Linked DNA regions of Homo sapiens: all the other regions are linked to region 1. A link is an interaction called in ENCODE POLR2A ChIA-PET data of the cell type or tissue named here. Cell type or tissue: OCI-LY7. All regions are shown on one strand. Each heading gives the region's core, and the rest is flanking DNA. Links, peaks and the distances in the headings are about the cores only. Region 1 has its middle 1.5 kb from the start of CTNNA3. Region 2 overlaps CTNNA3 (catenin alpha 3). Region 3 has its middle 7.2 kb from the start of TRS-TGA1-1.

Region 1 (2,500 bases), core at 1-2,500:
TCAATTATGTAAAATTCAATGTCTTCAGAACCCTAGAGATGATGGCATCAAGGCCATGTGTCACATCTGAGATCGTATTTTTCTTCTTCTGAAATATTACCTGTCTCATCCCTTGTACCAAGCATCACACTCTCTCCTTCCAGTATTTATGAGGAACCACATCATTATCAGTAAAGAATCTAAACTGAAGATTTACCAAAAACTCAATAGGTTAACCCATTATTAAATTTAAGCCACCAAAAAAAAAAGTCTTCTCCACCAAAATTTATTTTTTCTCTCTATGACTATTCTTTTTCACATTTCCTTTTCCCTTTTTTTTGATATCTTCTCCCTCAATATCTTCACATCCACTGAAACAATCTTTATCATTTCATCAATTCCTTGACATCCCACTCGAACTTCTGTGGCATTTCCTTGGACATTACCATTTTTCCGACTTTCTTCTAATAGCTTCTAAAACAAGAGGTGCTAACTAAAATATGAACTACTTGTTTGAGTTTTGGCAGTCCTGTTCTTAAAAGGCTGAATTCAAAATAAAAAGAAAGCATTTATTTATTGGCTCTCCAGATACTCTTAGCACAAATTTCAGGGAGCCAAGAGGAAAGGCAGGGTCTGGGAACTGTCAGAGAATCAACTATGAAAGGAGTTCATTTTATATGATTTTCAGGATAGCCTTCAAAACAACTGTATTTTTATGTAGCTACCTTTAAAATGGGCATAATTGACAATATATTTATCTAAAGATTCTTAGTTGCTAACATGCTATCCTCCCCAGATTTTTTTAAAGCAGCTTTTTCCCCCTGGAGAATCTAGGAATAGCATCTTTTCACAGTGAAACAAAGAGTAAGTTTTATGTCTCTCAATCCATCTTTTCTTGAATAAAGAAATCACTTGACACTTGCAAAATAGCAGGTTTTGTTTTAGAGCTTTAATAATGAATGTTTTCCAAACCAGGACTGTTGAATTGAGCCCAAGATGAGATATCCAAATTCTATCATAAGCCTAGCTTGTCCTGCTGTGAAACCACAATAAGTTACTTACCTGCCCTGTACCTCTCCTTTCCACCTACAAAATGTAGATGAGAACTCTTATTCTTTTCATTTGCTTTTCAGAGGATATGTGAATTAAATGGATAAAAGCTGAAGAGCTTTAAATTACACTGAACTCTTCAGAGATGCAATACAGATAAAACCTTCTTACAGAATTTGGTGTTATCAAAACAATTAAATATTATAAATATCTGAAATGTAATTTTAAAGAGCTTTTATAGTGGGTTTTTTTTTAATTCCTTCATAAAAATATCTGCAGCCTCCAAGGTAGTATTTAGCTGAAGTATTTCCCACTATAGCCACAAGAGGTCCCCTCCTAGCAATTCAAATCACGTTGGATTTGTTGATCACAGGCCCCATGGTCCTCTGTATTTGTATCAGTTTGCTGACAGAAAACATATATCACCTATGTCAAATTTCCATAGCTAACTATAGGGTAGGAGACAAAAGCAGAGAAATCTGCCTTTCTCTGTGTGATCGCTGAGGCATGCTGGAGGCTAAATAGTTCCTGTAAACTACACAGCCCCTGCATTTTGCATCCTGGCCCTCTTCCAGATTTTCACAGTAGTTCTTTCTTGTCACCTTGCCCAGTCTTGTTCAGTATTTATTCTCCTTCCCTATTTACTTGTTTCCTTTCTTTATACTTTGCAAACTTTAAAATTTTGGCTCACATGCCTCTTGCAAGCAATCAAACATTGAGGGTAGAAGAGCTGGGGAAAAAAAAAAGAGAGAAAAAAGAGAGAGAATAAATCAGGGCCATTACTAGCAATTCTCCCGAGGTAATCAAAAGTAAGTTTTTTCGTTCTGGGCATCAGGACCGGCCCCAAACAAAGTCATTCAATTGGATGTATTGAGAAGCCCCTTGATGCAGAGCCCTGTGTTAGGCGCCAGCTAGAAGATTACAGGAGAGAAGGGAGGCCTCCAAAAAGAAGATAATTCTATCCCTGTCAGTAGCCTCTCTTGGAAAATAAATCCTCCAGGGTGCAATATGTTCTTTAGTCAGAATGGAGTAGTTTCTTCTTGTCAATAAAATCCCTTATAGAATGAAAATCACTTTTGCATGAACCATGAGTCCATTTCATCTGTCCATAATATCTCAAAATACTGGCAATTTCAGGTTCGGGCTTTAAAAATATGTAATTTTCTGAACAGCCATAATACCTTTCTAAAATGAGATTTAAAGCTAGGAATAATCCCTGTTTGTGATAATTAAAACCATTTTTTTCAAAAATATGTGATAAATACTTCTGGCACCTTGTCAGGTATTTTAGGTGAATCTAAATGAATCTGCCCCTGATTTGAAGGTCTTATGTACTATTAATACAAAAAAAAAAAATGTTTCTCACTCTCCCTTCCCAACCATCCTTATTATTAGCAGCTAACCAACTCTCCTGCCTCACTAAGAAGAACAGAAGCCATCTGGAAGATGTTTCACATCTTTCCATCATCAA
Region 2 (6,720 bases), core at 592-3,091, 69 kb before region 1:
TATATAAACTAAAACTGTAAGTGCTGGCTGCTGGGCTCCCAAAAGTCTTACACACATCCTACTGTGGCTTGTTGAGCCAAGCCCAATATGGCCCCATCCTCCCTGGTCCAGCTCTGCCTCCTGGTCATGCTGAGAGGGGTCAGATCCTCCCAACATTGTCTTCACAAGTCCGTCCTCTGCCCTGGGCCCTATATTAGGTGTGCAAATCCAGGATTCAGACAGGTCCTACCCTTCGTAGTCATCCTGGGTGCCACATGGGTACTCAGAACCCAGGACAACTAGAGTAGGGACAATGGGGAGGGACCTGTGTCCAGTATCTCAAAGGCCTTAGTTAAGATAAAATTAGCTGATGCTGGTTTTGCTTTTTCAAAAAAAATACATAATAACCTAAATAAATAGCTTTATTTTCCATGAATAATTCAAATATAACTGTTAAAAAATATTTTTCAATAATTTAAAATCTTAAGGACATGTTATGTTAAGTAGTAGAGAATCATGAAATGTTTGAGTCATTTCTAAGTAAGTTAAAATACTAAAACATTAATTATTAAGCATAGTTTAGATAATTTTGACATCTTGTTCTTATATGGCATAGAAAAGCTAAATATATCTGTATCTGTTAATGAGCAAAAAACTGATGAAACATCTTTCTAAAAATTATAAAATTGTTTTCATTTACAAACACTGATATAAAACAGTTCAAAATTACTTACTTCCTAGGTTTTCAGTAGAAACTAGGGTTACTAAGAGTTACTATTATAATTAGTATATAATTAAAACTACTGTATATGATAAACAACTATGTATGGAGTATGTAAGGGAAGTAAAATGTTATAAGGTATGAGGATGTGCTTTTGTTGAGAAAAAGCAATTTCATATAGTTCAGAGATTATGTAAAGGTTGTTTCAAAATGAGAAAAATGATATAAATAAAACTAAATGGGTATAGAAAGTTGAGAAAGAGAGAATTTCAAAATAATTAAGGTGAATGAAATATTTAATATTTAATATTAAATTTATTTAAAATTTACTATTTGTTTTTAAACTGAGCCTTAAAATCAAAAATAGTCTACAAAACTAGAATTTTATTTTCTCCTTTGAACAAGATTTTCATATAGTATCAATAAGAAATAGTAAACGACTTTGGTTCACATTTTGAGTAAACTGCAAAAAAAAAAAAAGGGGAGAAACAGCTTTTGTGTGCCTCATGCTATCTTAATAGGTCTTTTGAGTATTTGAAAAACTAAGTCTCATCTCTGTCAAACTGTCAAAGAGTAAAGGTTTTGGCTTTTGGAAATCCTTTATTACACCAGCTAAATGAATGACTTTATTTCACAGTAATTTTTGATCAAATATTTTAAATGTTTGACATACTTGACAAGCTTCCCAAAATCAACCTTCAAATTCTAAAGTAAGTCTTTTTGACTTCAAACTAACTTTGGGATTTTCCCAAAGACCCCTGAAGTATCCAAAAGAGAAATAATAAACAGGTTTAGTTTATATATTAAATTATATGGGAAGAACTGTCAAATAACAAATAATGTTTAACCTTTTTTCTGAGTTATATTTATATGGCTATCTTGTTAGTATGTGTTCCAAAACTGTATGAGATTTCTTAAAATATGATATATCTTGGTATATGTTGTCATTCATAATTATGAGTGTTATGTTGAATTGTTGTAGGCCACAAAAAAAAGACCAAATATCTTTGTCAATTGTTTATTTAACCATGGCCATTTTAAGTCCCATTGTCCACAGTTAATTGTTTTATTCTGATGCTTTTTTTTTCTTGAAAGCTCTTCCCAAATCCTGAAGTATGGGTCTTCAAAGAAGTTCATGGGAATAACACTGACAAATAAAGGTTTCTGACAACTCTGAAACTGTATAAGTGAATCAATGAACTGTGTAAAAATTCCAGAACTCTAATAAAAAAAAAAACTGGACTCATAAAATTGCTAAACTACCATCAAGCAGAACAATAATTAATTACATGGGACTGAACTGATAAAAGACTGAAATGATTATTTATGATTTTTTATTTAGGCTAATTATTTTTATGTTTTGTTCTCCAGAGTTAAAAAAAAAACAACAACTTTTTAAAGGCTACAATTCCCCTGTGTTATGCACACTGAAATAAATTTTATATGTCCTTTCTCCTATTAATCTGCCTTTTCTCAATTGATTTTTCACCCGAACTTCCAGAGGGCAAAGGAGAAATTTGGCCTTCACCCCTACACTGCTTTGAAGCCACTAGGACATGGCTACCTTGGCATGTTCATTTCCAGTTTCCCAGAGTACCACCAGCAGCAGTCACCATCCACCAGCAATAAGCTGAAGCCAGACAAAACTGGAATACACGGCAGATACGCTGGTTTGGGAGCACAAGTGAGTCATAATTCAGAGACTTCAAAATTTGGAAATGCAGGAATGAACAGAAGAGAAAAGAGGTTTTATAGGAAAATCCCCACTCTAGCACAAGCAAGTGAGGTCAATTACAGGAACTCTGGATTGCTGCTGCTAATGGGACTTCCTTTGAACTTGCAAGGGTAGAGTAGGAGGCCAGGGAATCAGATTACATAAGGATAAGCATCTGGCCTACATGGCCCAGTGGTCTGGGAACTGAAAACAATGAGTCCCACAGAGGCTGAAGTATAATTCTGAGAATAGAATGTAGTTTGGAAACTGAAAAAAATCTGTTAAAACCCTGGCAACTAGGTAATCTTATTGTTCCTGAACAGCAGGAGTTTGTGAATCCAAACCTGAAAATGCCACATTCACTATGACTCAACTCTTCCCCTTGTTTCTACTTTCTGTGTATCTTTCAGCTTTGCACCTAATAGAACTGTTTAACCCTAGGTACTAACTGCTTAAATCTCAGAATATAGTCAACTCCTCAAAAAGAGGATGCTAACGGGACCAATTCATAATCATCCCCCAGAGGCAGAGCTCTCATGGCAGAGCACGTCACAGGGTTCTTGCCAACCTATAACTGAGTGTCACTAAGTCAGTTGCCCACCCTGATAAAGTTAGCTGTAACAAGGGTGCCAAAGTGTCTTGAGAGCATTATGGAGACTTAACAAAAGGAACCCCTAAAAAGAAGGCAAAGGGAATGTAATAGTTATTAAGGCTGTTCACAAATATTCCCATTGTCCTCTGGGCACAGGGCAGGATCACATACCCAACATCCACTTTGACCACATAACTTGCTTTGACAAAAGCAATGTAAATAGAGGATTGACATATGTCATGTCCAGGTGAACATTTTAGGAGTTCTCGCATGATTTATCATGTTCCATTTCCCCAGTTGCAATGACAGTGGAAGCACATGTTGAGATAAGTCTATATTAGCCTGGGTCTCTGAGTGCCTGTCTCAAGCAGAAACCCCAGCTCACATTGAACATGTAGCTTGAGCAGGAAATAAATTTTATTAAGCCTCTGAGATTTGGGGGTTGTCTTCTTATCACAGCACAACCTTGCTTATGCTGACTAATACAGGGGCTGGTAGGTAAACTTGCCCCAGTGAGTATTAAAAGCTATCCCCAAGGGGACAGGTGGGAGACACTATGGAGGTAGAAATGAAAAAAAGGCCAAGAGGTCCTACAATACTTAGAGGTGAACGACAAAGAAATAATGTTTATTACTGTTCTTCTAACTCTAGATTTACTTCTTGAAAACATGGGATATATTTACAGTCAGAAAATACATTTGACCTTTGCCCTTCAAAAAAAAACTTTACAAAAGATAACACATTATAAAGAGTTTGTTATTACTATTATTTTAAGGGATTTTGAGTAAGTCAATTCTTTTAACTCACATTCAACATAAATCTGACACCTACCAAACTGTATTTTGCAGCAAATAAGATTATAGACAGTTTCATTATATAATGACTGTAGCATGATCTAGCAGTTTATATCCCCTTCAGAGAGTATACAACATAGAGATGTAAATTCTTTGAAGCACAATTCTGCATAAATAGACTTTCTGCATTGCATTGCCAAACTTGGATCTTGAAAGTGATAAAGTGCAGATGCCTACAGTTGCAGTCATAAAAATGTAATTGCTGAGAAATTATTTCTGATCCATTGGAAGAATTTATTACAGAGGGATGCAACTGTGTAAGTTATCACACAAGAAACTGAAAGTGAATGATTGAAATATATCCCAGGCTAAATATCCCTGCAAAATGACCCAAGAGAAAAAAATCTCTGTGCCCAAGAGAAAAAAAAAATACATTAAAGATAAATCAGGTTTGGTAGGGAAGAATTTGGTAACCATAAAAGAGCAGAATAAAGATTTATGAAGAAATGAATTCAGAAGTTAGAGTGACATAATAGTATCTATGACCAATTACTCCAAAAATTAAAATGTAATTTTGACTTTGAGTTATATACAGAGGTGATAAGTAATTTCTGTGGAACCCTGGAAGCAAAGGAATATAACATGAAGATAAATCATGAGGAAAGTGAAGAAATTTTTAATGGGACTACTGAATTAATAACTTTAGCTGGTGGCAATGTGAACTTAAAGACATGAACTTCTTTTGGAATGTTTTCCAGTGAAATCAGAGACTATATCATGTACTTAAACCATGTAACTATTTCAAATTAAACACTCTTTGTAACAGTAGCCAAAATATGGGAACAACCATCTACAGATGAATGAATAAAGAAAATGTGGTGTTTATGCAATCGAATACTATTCAGTCATAAAAAAAAGTAAATCCTGCCATTTTCTAACATGGATGAACCTGGAGGACATTATGCTAAATGGAATAAGCCAGACACAGAAAGGCAAATACTGTATGATCTCACTTATATGTGAAATCTAAAAAAGTTAAATTCAAAGAAGCAGAGGGTAAAAGGGTGGTTTCCAGGTGCTAGCGAATTGGGGAAATGGGGAAGATTGTTGATCAAAGGATATAAAATTTCAGTTTTAAGATGAATAAGTTTTGGGACTCTACTGTGTAGCATGGTGACTATAGTTAACATATTGTATTCTTTACTTGAAATTTGATAAGAAAGTAGATTTTAAGTGTCTTAGCCACACACACACACACACACACACACACACACACACACACAGTGGTAACTATGGGTAGAGATGGATGTGTTAATTCATTTGACTGTGGTAATCATTACACATTGCATACATACATCAAATCATCACATCGTACACCCTGAATGTACAGAATTTTTATTTGCCTCATTACCTGTCCATTAAATATATTAAAAAAAAAAAACACTCCTTCTCCTCCTCCCCTGGGGTAGATGGCGGCGGCTAGATTTGGAGCCCCAACCTCGCTGCCGGCACCAAGATGGACAATTAGAAGCAGCTGCGGTCTGCGCACTCAGAGAGGAAGGAAAGGAGCAAGTGAATTCAGCACCTTCAACTGAAGTATCCAGGTTCTTGCATTAGGGCTGACTAGGCAAACAATTTGACCCACGAAGAACAAAGAAAAGCAGGGTGGGGCGATGGTCCACCTGGGAGCAGCACGGAGCCAAATGAACCCCCACCCTGAGCCAAGTAAAGCAGTAAGTGATTGTGAGACCCCACCTGGAAAACCACGCTTTTCCCACGGATCTTTGTAATCCGTGGATCAGGAGATCCTCTCGTGAGCCCACACCACCAGGGCGTTGGGTCTGATACACAGAACTGTGTAGAATGTTGGCAAAGCAGCCGTCCAGGCACACACAGAGACCCAGGAGTTTTCCACACTCCAGCCCCAGGATCCCTGGCAAGACGAGAGATCTGTCCGTATATATCCCTAGGAAGGGGGCTAAAACCAGGGAGCCAAACAGCGTCATTCTGCAGGCCTGCTCCCACAGCACCCCACAAGTTAAGACCCACTGATTGGAATTCCAGCCAGCCAATGGCAACAGGCTGAGATGAGACCAAGTTCCTTGCGGGAGGGGCGGCCACCATCTCCATGGTTCAGTCGACTCAGCCATTCCAGCCTGATGGCTTTGGAGAATACAAATGGTCCAGACAAAGAAGGGTCCCCGACAATAGCACAGCTGCCTTGCCAGATTATAGCCAGACTGATTCTTTAAGTAGGACCCCAATCCATTCCTCCTCACAGGGTGGGACCTCCCTGTGGGGGTTTCAGCCACCCCAGCAAGGGCTCTACAGACAAAGCCCTGATCTCTCCCTGGGATGGAGCTCTCAGGAGGAGGGGTTGCCACACCATCTCTGTGGTTCAGTGGACTCAGCCATTCTAGCCTGCCAGCTTTGGAGAATACAAACGGTCCAGATGAAGAAGGATCCCTCACTCCCCGCCCCAACGCAGCATATCTGCTCCACCAGAAAGCATCCAGACTGCTTCTGATCCCATTCCTCCTGACCAAGTGAGCCCTCCCAACAGGAGTCTACAGACACTTCCTACAGGCACATTAGGAACAGCAACATGTCAGTACCCCCACTGGGACAGAGCTTCCAGAAGAAGGAGCAGGCTGCTGTCTTTGTTGTTTCACAGCCTTCACTGGTGATACTTCCAGGTAAGGAAAACTGAGGCAACTAGGGTCTGGAGTGGACCCCCAGCAAACCACAGCAGCCCAACAGAAGAGTGACCTGACTGTTAAAAGAAAAACAAACAGAAAACAACACAACACCAACAAAAAAGACCCCATAAAAACCCCATTAAAAGTGAGCTTGAAGACTATCTTGCTGAAATAGAGCAGGAAGACAAGATTAGAGAAAAAAGAGTGAAAAGGAAAAAACA
Region 3 (6,168 bases), core at 3,669-6,168, 61 kb after region 1:
CACAGGAACAGAAAACCAAATACCGCATGTACAAGTGGGAGCTGAATAATGAGAACACATGGACACAGGGAGGGAAACAACACACACTAGAGCCTATCGGGGGGGCGTTGGGAGGGAGAGCATCAGGATAAACAGCTAATGCATGTGGGGCTTAATACCTAGGTGATGGGTTGATAGGTACAGCAAACCACCATGGCACATGTTTACCTATGTAACAAACCTGCACATCATGCAAATGTATCCCAGAACTTAAAATAAAATAAAATTTAAAAAAAGAGGGAATGAAACTAGACCCCTATCTCTCACCATACACAAAAATCAAATCAAAATGGATAAAAGACTTAAGTCTAAGACCTGAAACTATGAAACTAGTATTAATAGAAGAAAACATTGGGGAAATGCTCCAGGACATTGGTCTGGGCAAGATTTTCTGTGTAAGACCTCAAAAGCACAGGCAACCAAAGCAAAAATAGACAACTGGGATTTTATCAAGATAAAAGTCTTCTGTACAGCAGAGGAAACAATCAACAAAGTGCAAAAACAACCCATAGAACGGGGGAAAAGATCTGCAAACTACGTATCTGACAAAGGATTAATAACCAGAGTATATAAGGAGCTCAAACAACTCAATGGAGAAAAAAATGACAATAATCTGATCAGAAAATGGGCAAAAGAGCTGAATAGACATTTCTCAAAAGAATACATACATGGCTGGACATGGTGTCTCAAGCCTGTAATCTCAGCACTTAGGGAGGCTGACATGGGAGGATCAACTGAGGACAGAAGTTTGAGACCAGCCTGGAAAATATAGCGAGACCTTATCTCTACAAAACAAAAAAATTAAAAAATTACCAATGCCTGTAGTAGTCCTAGCTACTTATGAGGCTGAGGCGAGAGGATCACTTGAGCCCAAGAGTTCAAGGCCGCGGTGACCTATGATCACTCCACTGCACTCCAGCCTGGGTGACAGGATGAGACCTTATCTTTAAAAAAAAAAAAAGGTGATGATATACAAATAGCAATGGGTATATGAAAAAATGCTCAATATCACTAACCATCAGAGAAATGCATATCAAAACTACAATGAGATATCATCTCACCCCAGTTTAAATTGTTCTTATAAAAAAGACAAGCAATAACTGATGCTGGCAAGGATGTAAAGAAAGGGAAGCCATTATACGCGATTGGCAAGAATGTAAATTAGTACAGCCACTATGGAAAACAGTATGGAGGTTCCTCAAAAGACTAAAAATAGAACTACCATATGATCCAGCAATTCCACTACTGGGTATATATTCAAAAGAAAGAAAATCAGCAGGGCATGGTGGCTCATGCCTGTAATCCCAGCACTTTGGGAGGCTGAGGCAGATGGATCATTTGAGGTCAGGAGTTTGAGACCAGCCTGGCCAACATGGTAAAACCCCATCTCTACTAAAAATACAAAAATTAGCCAGGTGTGGTGGCACACGCCTGTGATCCCAGTTATTCATGAGGCTGAGTCAGGAGAATCACTTGAACCAGGGAGCTGGAGGTTGAAATGAGCCGAGATCACACCATTGCACTCCAGCCTGGGCGACAAAAGTGAGTCTCTGCCTCAAAAAAAAAAAAAAAAAAAAGAAAGAAAGAAAGAAAAGAAAATCAATATGCCAAAAAGATATATGCACTCCCATGTTTATCAAAGCACTATTCACGATAGCCAAAATATGGAATTGATCTAAATGCTCATCAATGGAAGAATGGATAAAGAAAAAGTGGTATAAATATTATCCAGCCATAAAAAAGAATGAAATCCTCTCATTTGCAGCAACATGTATGGAACTGAAGTTCATTATCTTAGGTGAAATAAGCCAAGCACAGAAAGACAGATATTGCATGTTCTGACTCATATGTGGGAGGTAAAACAGTGGATCTTATGAAGATAGAGAGTAGACTGGTGGTTACCAGAGGCCAGGTAGGGTGGGGGGAACAGGGAGATGAAAAGAAGTTGATTAACGGGTACATATTTACACCTATTCAATAGTTTAATAGAAGAACTAAGACCTAGTTTTTAGATAAATCAGTAGGGTGTCTATAGTCTACAGTAGTCTATTGTACATTTCAAAAAAGCTAGAAGAGAATAATTCAAATGTTTCTAGCATAAAAAAGACAAATATTTAAGGTGATGGATATCCTAACTACACCAATTTAATATTTACAAATCATGTATTAAATTATCATATGTACCTCAAAACAATGTACATCTATTATGCATCAATAAAAATAAATAATTTTTTAAAAGGCAAGTAACAATATTTTCAAAACACTAAAAGATAAATGAAGTAGCAATACATGCTGTAACATGGATAAACCTTGCAAATGTGCTAAGAAAAAAATGGACACAAAAAGCCACATATTATATAATTCTATTTACATAAAATGTAATAGGCAAACAGAATATAGAGACAGAAAGCAGATTAGTGATTGCAGGGGCTGAGGAAAGTGGGGAGTGAAGAGTGGTTGCTTAATGAGTTCAGGTTTTCCTCTTGGGCTGATAAAAATGCTCTGGAATATACATTAGTGACAGTAACACAATATTATGAATGTAATGGAAACCACTGAATCATACACTTGAATGGTTAAAATGGTGAATTTTACCTCAATATAACAAAAGTAGAAAAATTATCATGTACACAGTTACAGCTATGTAAAAAAATATATATAAGTATAGGGGAAAGGACTAAAAGAATAGTTTTTAAAAGACTTAGGTGGGTTGAGGTTTTTTTCTATTTTTCAAACTTTTTATTAACATCATATTGTTTTCACAACAAAAAAAGATAATTATCATATATTGAGTACCTACTACATATTAAGCACTGTGCTAGGCATTTTGAATCAAGAGTGTTTTCCAGCCTGCTGGATAAACAGAAAACATCTGACAGAAACATGGAATAGAGCAAATGTATCTAGTTCTAGGGGGAAAAACTGAATGCCTTAGTTATCTATTGCTGTATGACAAACTATCCCTAAACATGGCAGCTTTAAACAATAAATATTTAGCAAATATCTCTGTGTATTTAAAGGCATGGGCATAGATGAGCTCTCTAAGGTCAACGTGGTGGTTAATTTTACGTATCAACTCGACTGGGCTAACGGATGCTGTGATGGTTAATACTGAGTATCAACTTGATTGGATTGAAGGATGCAAAGTATTGTTCCTGGGTGTGTCTGTGAGGGTGATGTCAAAGGAGATAAATATTTGAGTCAGTGGACTGAGAGAGGCAGACCCACCCTCACTCTGGGTGGGCACCATCTAATCAGCTGCTAATGCGGCTAGAATAAAGCAGGCAGAAGTTGGAAAGAACAGACTTGCTGAGTGTTCCGACTTTCATCTTTCTCCTGTGGTGGATGCTTCCTGCCCTCGAACATCAGACTCAAAGTTCTTCAGCTTTTGGACTCTTAGACTTACACCGGTGGTTTGCCAGGGGCTCTCAGGCCTTTGGCCACAGACTGAAGGCTGTTGCACTGTCAGCTTCCCTACTTTTGAGGTTTTGGGACTCAGAGTGATCCACCACTGGCTTCCTTGCTCCTCAATCTGCGGACAGCCTATCGTGGGACTTTACCTTCTGATCGTGTGAGTCAATTCTCCTTAATAAACTCTCTTTAATATATACGTCTATCCTATTAGTTCTGTCCCTCTAGAGAACCCTGATTAATACAGATGTCCAGATATCTGGTAAAATGTTATCTATGGGTGTGTTTGTGAGGGTATCTCCAGAAGTGATAAACATCTGCATCAGTAGACTGAGTAAAGAAGACCACCCTCACCAATGCAGGCAGGAAGTATCCAATCCACTGAGGGCCTAAATAGAACAAAAAGGCAGAGGAAGGGCAAATTTTTTCTCTCTTTTATTGAGCTGAGATATCCATCTTTTCCTGCCCCCAGACATCAGCATTCTTGGTTTTTGAGCTTTCAGACCCGAACTGAACTATACCACCAGTTTTCCTGGTTCTCCAGCTTGCGGATGGCAGATCTTGAGACTTCTCAGCCTCCTTAACCACATAAAACAATTCCTATAATAAATCTCCTCATGTGTATATGTATATACACACACACACACACATATATATAAATATATATACACACACACACACACACACACACACACACACATATATCTTAGCCACTCTGTTTCTCTAGAGAACCCTAATACAGTCAAGGAAAAAGACTTGGTTTTCCTATATAATTTAATAGCCCCCCAAAAAATAAGAATTAGTAAAAGGAATGACAGTATCTTGTAAAGAAATAAAATGGTGCTATAATCATAATTCCTTAAAGTTATAAGATGGGTGGTCTGCGGATCTAGTTGTGCCCCAATTATAATCCCAATACATTGATCATAGCTGTATTTTAATGTAATCCTTAAAATTGTCCATTTCAGTTGCCTTTATAAAAACCGCACTACATCAACCCCATATATAGAGCTTGTCCATAGAGTTTTATAGGGAATCAATTCAATTCTATAAATAACTGGGTATAAGATTTCATTCTTAATAAGCTTATTCTGCCCTTCGACATCTGATTTGGTTTAAAAAAAAATAGATTAAGATGTCTTTGGTAAGTCCAGATCTCTGCTATTACAAAGTCAAAGAAAACTACTTTTTTGAGAATTTGAGGTTGAATATTACACTGGTATCACACATTTAAGAAAAGAAGACCCCATCCTTCTTGATTCTTCTTCTTACTTCTTAATTGGCCATGGCATTAAGAGACTGCTTAGGTAGGAAAATCCTGTAAGTAAGCTGCCCCTACCTAAGCTGCTTAGGTAGGAAAATCCTGTAAGTACTAACTAGGATATATCTTCAATCTTCTTCAAACATTTATGTATAAGTACCACAGTGACTAAAATCCAACCCACAATTAATTGCTGAAGCTTTAAAAGTACGGTCATTTGCAATGCAGCAATTCCTTGATAATTATTTCCATCACTTTTCACGATACCTTTAATTTACTGACTAAATCTTAATGAAGGTTTTATTGCCAGTAACTTCATAATTTTCTTTGTCCAATTTGTACTAAGTCCTCTCACATATGGTATCCAAAACATATACCTAGAGTTATTCTCCAATTCATATAAAATTACAGAAAAGAAATCCTAAATAGTGGCAAAGCCTCTAAAACTCTGCAGTTGTTGTCAAACCTATTCCTTTTGAGTGAAGTGCAAAAGCACACAAGGCAGCTAAGTTAATATTACCATACTTTGATCACCTCTTGTTGGTTACTATGTGTTTTGTGTGAAATTTTCATAATACAATTGTGTAAAAGAAAGAACAAGGATTTGGGGTCTGATTGGCCTAGCTTGAATTGTGTGGTAGGCAAAAATCTAAGATGTCCCCAAGATTCCCACCCCTGCTGTTACACTCCCTAAATAATCCCCTTCACTTGTGCAGGACTTGTGAATATAATAGAATAATCACTTTGATAACTGCATTCTATTATATAAAACTCCATTGTAGCAGACTATAGAGGAATTATCGTGCTGACCTTGAAGAAGCAAACTACCATGTTGTGGAAACAGCCACACGGCAAGGAAAAAAGTGGGTAGCCTATAGGAACTGAAAACGCCCCCCTACTGACAACCAGCAAGTCTTACAACCATAGGAGCTAAATTCTGCCAACAACTAGTTATCTTAGAAGAGGACGCCAAACCTCAGATGAGATTGCAGCCCCAGTCACCACCTTGAGACCTGATGAGACCCTAAGCAAAGAACCCAGTCAACACATAACCACATTCCTCACCCACAGAAACTATGAGGTAATAAATTTGTGTTGTTTTACGCCACTAAGTTTATGGTTCTTTCTTATGCAGCAATAGAAAACGAATACAAGTCACATGCCCATTCCTTGGCCAGAGGAGGGTGGGATATCTTGATTGACAGATAAAGTAAAGTTTCATCCAATGGCAGAGGGGTGGTGCCCCTTAAGTACAATTAAGGTGTCAGTATCAGTTGGGAGGATAGATATTGGAATAAAGAACAAAAATTACCCATCACAACACATTCGTTATCTGACATATGCCTTCAACATTCAACTCGTGACTCTTCCCTACTGGAGGCATTGTCTACTGCCATCTACACGTCTCAATTTATATGCCATTGTGCCAGAGACTAACAAATAATACATGAGGGCAA

What was found. Peaks named below come from ENCODE experiments on the same cell type or tissue, not always from the same donor. Only the 100,000 strongest peaks of a DNase experiment are listed, where the experiment ranks them.
Region 2: POLR2A ChIA-PET joins it to region 1 with 6 read pairs; 5 of 35 experiments call an interaction of 5 or more read pairs at or near these places.
Region 3: POLR2A ChIA-PET joins it to region 1 with 5 read pairs; 10 of 35 experiments call an interaction of 5 or more read pairs at or near these places.

Annotation. Positions count from the first base shown.
Region 1 is chr10:67,696,476-67,698,975 of GRCh38, forward strand. It overlaps a transcript of CTNNA3 not described here. Among named protein-coding and RNA genes, the nearest start is that of CTNNA3, 1.5 kb to the left of the region's middle. RefSeq lists an enhancer at 1,420-1,469. In OCI-LY7, for the core only: CTCF peaks have their summits at 1,339 and 1,552; a DNase peak (open chromatin) is centred at 1,386.
Region 2 is chr10:67,627,084-67,633,803 of GRCh38, forward strand. All of the region lies in intron 2 of CTNNA3 (catenin alpha 3), which reads right to left. Among named protein-coding and RNA genes, the nearest start is that of CTNNA3, 66 kb to the right of the region's middle. In OCI-LY7, for the core only: no CTCF peak of the experiment used is centred there; no DNase peak of the experiment used is centred there.
Region 3 is chr10:67,754,207-67,760,374 of GRCh38, forward strand. It overlaps a transcript of CTNNA3 not described here. Among named protein-coding and RNA genes, the nearest start is that of TRS-TGA1-1, 7.2 kb to the right of the region's middle. In OCI-LY7, for the core only: no CTCF peak of the experiment used is centred there; no DNase peak of the experiment used is centred there.